Regions from separate parts of the Mus musculus genome. Here region 2 is linked to region 1. Evidence: chromatin loops called from intact Hi-C (ENCODE). Cell type or tissue: gastrocnemius. All regions are shown on one strand. Region 1 overlaps Pde10a (phosphodiesterase 10A). Region 2 has its middle 120 kb from the start of Gm46585.

Region 1 (2,500 bases):
GTTAATCAGACATGGAATGACCTGTTTGGGGACAGTACAATCTTTACGACCTTTTAAAGTTGAGTGGAAGTATAGGAACCTGTTACTACAAATAGAATAAGTCGACAAAGGACTTCCATGATCAGGACTGCACCCGACGCTCGGCCACCACTGGAGAATCTTCACTGAATTGTATACCCATAGAAATGGACCAGGGGAAAGGCCGGTAGGTAAACCTGCATTTTTAATCGTGACAGAGCAAAGGAAATCTCCTCTTAGTTCTTGGTGTTTAGAAATAGTAATTCCGTTTGTGAAACATTCCAAGCACTTTGCCTTGATGAGTATGCTTTACCGTATTAATAAACAATAGGAGGGACTAAGTACTGAAGAAATTAGCAGAGGAAATGGAAGTTTTGTTTCCAAGATTGATTTAACTTTTGAGCTAAGGTTGTGACTGGGTTACTTGCACTATTAAGATAGTAAAATGCTGTCCTCAGATTTTCATCAATGAATAGCACCAGACAGTATTGTATATACTTACATATATTTATTTCTAATTTCCTATAACATTGAGAATGGGCTTCTCTAAGATTAATTCCTACTCTAAATTTATATAAATCTAAACAACATTTATTAGCATAAGAATGCTTCAGAAGTTAGAAATCTAAACACAAGGAAAGGCCCAATACCCTAGACCTCACCCTTCTTCCCCTCCAGGGCGATTTGACTGACTGCCACCTGAATGGGGACAATGCCAGGGACCACCATGGATGAGCAGAAGAGCTAGCCCCCCAGTTAAAGAGATATCCCCAACTGGGCCACATTTGTGTGATAAAAGCATACATAGACATACATATAGATAATTTAAACTAGACCAGATCGGTAATAATAAGCTGAATTCAAGGACGAAATAAAACCATGAAAACTACATATATAAACACACACACACACACACACACACACACACACACATATATATATATATATATATATATACATACATACATATATATACACATATAGTAAATAGCATATAGTATACACTATATGGCATATATGTATGTGTGTGTATTTGGAGAAAAATAGTAGAAATATAATATAGTAGATTGATATAATTAATTTAATAAGTATAAACTAACACAATTTATAAAATATAATATCATTTAAATGAGAAAGAGAAACCTGACCTCTGATATCAACACTCTGTTTCAGTGGCAAACGCACACCACAGACATTTTCTCAGACACACATTCCAAAGATCATGTCATTCATGACACTTGCTTTTAACGTTGTTTTGTTGTTGTTGTTTTTGCTCTCGGGTGACTCAATTTTAAAACAGTTTTTAAATGGGTGTATGTTGAGGTGTGGGAACACCAAAGGATTAAAATACCCAGGTTTTGTGTTATTCTTTTGTGCCACTAGATGGCAGTGCTAGGAAGCAAATTCATGCGGAGGCCAAGTTTCAGAAATTTGTAACAGGGAAGGCAAAGCGAGGCACTTTTCAATACTGCTTAGAATTTTTTCTACAGTTCAGTAAAAAACATCACAACAATAGTAAACTGCCAGTGCTATATATATATATCAACACTTTCAGGTTGCAGCTTTATTTACAAACAGAAACACTGAGTTTCCCAGCCTTTCCATTTCCCCCCAATTTGTACCCAGGTAATATCATTCTTTTAACTGTATTCTCCACTGGTTTAGAGTACAATTTAATTGATAATAATAACCAGGAGAAGGAGGTGGTGGAGGCAGGGGCAGAGGAGGAGGAGGAGAAAGAGGAGGAGGAGAAAGAGGAAGAGGAAGAGGAGGAGATGGAGGAGAAGGAGGAGGAGAGGAGGAGGAGGAGGAGAGGAGGAGGAGGAGGAGAGGAGGAGGAGGAGGAGGAGGAGGAGGAGGAGAGGAGGAGGAGCAGGAGGAGGAGGAGGAGAAGGAGGAGGAGGAGGAGGAGGAGGAGAGGAGGAGGGGCAGGAGCAGGAGGAGGAGGAGGAGGAGGAGGAGGAGGAGGAGGAGGAGAGGAGGAGGAGGAGGAGGAGGAGGAGAGGAGGAGGAGGAGGAGGAGCAGGAGCAGGAGAAGGAGGAGGAGCAGGAGCAGGAGCAGGAGAAGGAGGAGGAGGAGGAGGAGAAGGAGGAGGAGGAGGAGAGGAGGAGGAGGAGAAGGAGGAGGAGGAGGAGGAGAAGGAGGAGGAGGAGAGGAGGAGGAGGAAGAGGAGAGGAGGAGGAGAGGAGGAGGAGGAGGAGGGAGCATCATCATCGTCATCTCATTGTCGTCGTCGTCATCGTCATCGTCATCATCATCATCAAGTAACTAGAGGCAAAAAACTATCTTCTTGCCAGAGAACTGCCCTTGGGTGGGAGGATCTGGGCTGCTCTTTGTACAGAAGGCTGTGTTATGTCACTCGCCTCATTAAGCTGCCTCTGTTGTCAACTGAAAGTGCCACTGTGGGGAGAGGGGCAGACGGCTCCCTCTTACAAAGTACACTGTGTAGAATAGCAGCTTCACTCTCGCTGTAGACTACTC
Region 2 (2,500 bases), 320 kb after region 1:
TTCACGCAGTCACATGGCTAGGAGATGGAATTGTGGGAATTCTTCAATGGGACCTGGAGTCCGTCGGTGGCAGCTTTGTAGCAGATGAATGAGGGGGAGTCAGAAACCATCCTTGCCTAACAGAAGGTTTCCGCATCTCCAATGTGTAGGTCACATGTGAGTCTCTGGGATGTCCTGGCTCTTAAAGCACACAACATAAAATGTCACTCAGGGACACCACTCCCAACTGTGTCATGGGTGCTCTGTGTTGTTAAACATTGCAAAAATCAAGTTCACAGTGAGTGGTTTAAGTCTGCAAAATGTTGACTTTTTTCTTAAAAGCCTGAGATTTATCCTGGGCCACAAATACCGACAACGAAGATCAGTATTGCTCCTTTCTGAGCACTTGAGTCTGTCTGGCACTTGGGTCTGAATGCTGGTCACAGGTGTTGCGGTAAAGGGACTGGTCCAAGGGATATTCATTCCCAAGACACAACGATATTGCTTTCCAGTACTTGTTATGACTCGGTGGGTCCCATGAGATCGTTGTGCCAGCTTCCCATTTAGTCACAGGAAGTGTTACAAAGGCACCCGAGAGTGTCTGTGTTGAGCACCTGCGCATTGCTCGATGATGTTGTGTTCTGCTTTCTTGGCTCTGAGGATAGGCTGTAGTGGGGAAGATGGGACTCTGGTACCGCTGGAAATACTGGAGAAACACAGGCATGTCTGCCCAACACATTCGGCCCGCACAGCACCACAGCACAAGAGCAGGAATTGCCTTATGAGAATCCTTGGCCTTCTAAATTCCCTGAATGTGGGCAATAGCCCAAAAAAACAAGGACATAGATCATTCTAATTTGATCCAGGAGTGTCTTTGTAGGAGGATTATAGCTAGTTATACACATTAACTAGCATCGAAGTTACTGAGCCTCCCCATATATAGTGTGTGCCCTAAAAACAAATTTGTAGTGTGATCTGCTTTGTTTTTTTCTTCATCCAAACTGGAAGGACATGGAGGTTATAGTTCTGAGTAGTGGGTGCCCCCTGCTGGTCATTACTGGAAGTGGCACGGTAAATAGTGGCATCAGAACTGCAAGGCTGGCTGTACCCAGCAGCTCCCTTCTCAAAAGGCAGAATATTTTAGAGTGCTCGGCCACAGACAGAGCCTGCCCTCAAGCTCATTTTCAACTGTCGAAACTGTTTTTAAAAGGTTCAAGTTTGCTTTTCACGATTCTAAACATCTTCTGGTTTCCAGTAAACCTGGGCACTGCCAGCCCTAAATGGTAAAGTAGGGGCTATGCTGTCACATGAGAGCATAGAGTCTGTGCTCAGGCGAGAGGAGTCATCTGTCTTTCTATGTGTGTGCATGCATATGTGCTGGGGCAGAAAGAGAGTGAGCAGGTAGATGAAAAGAAACAGTAGAAAGAAAACTTGTATTTATTTAGAAGAGGTGACATCTTGTCTGTATCTCTGCGCTCACCTACCCAGCCATCACCCCTGCACATGGAGATGGGGCTGCAGCCATGGCCATACTACATTGGCACTCATCAGGTCTGCATACACTCTCACTGATGCTCTTCCGCAAACTGTCCCATACTTGTTGACTTGGAACCACATGAGTCCACCCCATCTCAGCAAAGAGATCTTCTCATTGGAACACGGGCTCCCAGCTACCCACCTCCACAAGTGCTCTCTATCAGACGTGCAACGGGCTGATAACTGAACACTTGGTGCCTGCCACAGGTTAATGGGGGCTCCCAATCCCAGGGGTGCCCGGGCAAGGTGAGCTTTGTGGCCTCTGAGGACACTATCTGGGGGCCAAAAACTAGGAAGGTTTCATCGCTCGGGAAAGTGATATTTGGACTGTTTTTGCAAGACCTCTATGATTGCAGCAGGCAGAAAGGAAAGGTAGCTTACTTGAAGTTAATTAAGCCTTCAGACAGGTGTGTTCCTGAAATGCATACTATGGGGACTGCAAACACAGCTCAGCAGAGTGCTTACCCAGCATGCATGAAGCCTTGGGTTTGGCCCCCAGTACCACATAAAATGTGGCAGTGCCAAGCATCATAAAGGCACTGTTTGATGCTGTTCCTGGGCTTGGACAACCTGGACTGACTCTCCACTGCTCTTAGTGGAAATTTGCTACACACCTTTTGCTTATACTTGTATTTCTCACTGTTAAAGGCCTCGCTCTGAAAGCTAGAACTGGGATCACAAACGCTAGTGCAAACAGGAGTGAAATTAATGGAAGTTCCCTGGAAAAACTGTTATGCAGAAAAGCAAGTCTTTCTTAGAGCTTATTACTTCGATATATGTTTAGATCATTAATGAAGTTATTAGTAAGCATGAGACAGAGGATTTGAGAAAAAAAAAACAGTCTTTCAAATCAACAACTATTATATTACATCCTTTGGGGATTATAGCAGGAGAAGGGACACCAGGCTGAAGGGCTTTTGTGGTTTCCATAGTATGATACATTTTTCTGAGGTCCTAGAACAGTCTCCATTTTCTGGTTTTTTTT

The links. Peaks named below come from ENCODE experiments on the same cell type or tissue, not always from the same donor. Only the 100,000 strongest peaks of a DNase experiment are listed, where the experiment ranks them.
Region 2: it touches region 1 in a loop (15-fold over the local background); 39 of 42 quality-filtered maps call a loop at or near these places.

Annotation. Positions count from the first base shown.
Region 1 is chr17:8,935,719-8,938,218 of GRCm38, reverse strand. All of the region lies in intron 5 of Pde10a (phosphodiesterase 10A), which reads right to left. Among named protein-coding and RNA genes, the nearest start is that of 1700010I14Rik, 51 kb to the left of the region's middle. In gastrocnemius, no CTCF peak of the experiment used is centred here; DNase peaks (open chromatin) are centred at 724 and 1,407; H3K27ac peaks cover 193 bases.
Region 2 is chr17:8,612,883-8,615,382 of GRCm38, reverse strand. It overlaps a transcript of Pde10a not described here. Among named protein-coding and RNA genes, the nearest start is that of Gm46585, 120 kb to the left of the region's middle. In gastrocnemius, no CTCF peak of the experiment used is centred here; a DNase peak (open chromatin) is centred at 1,034.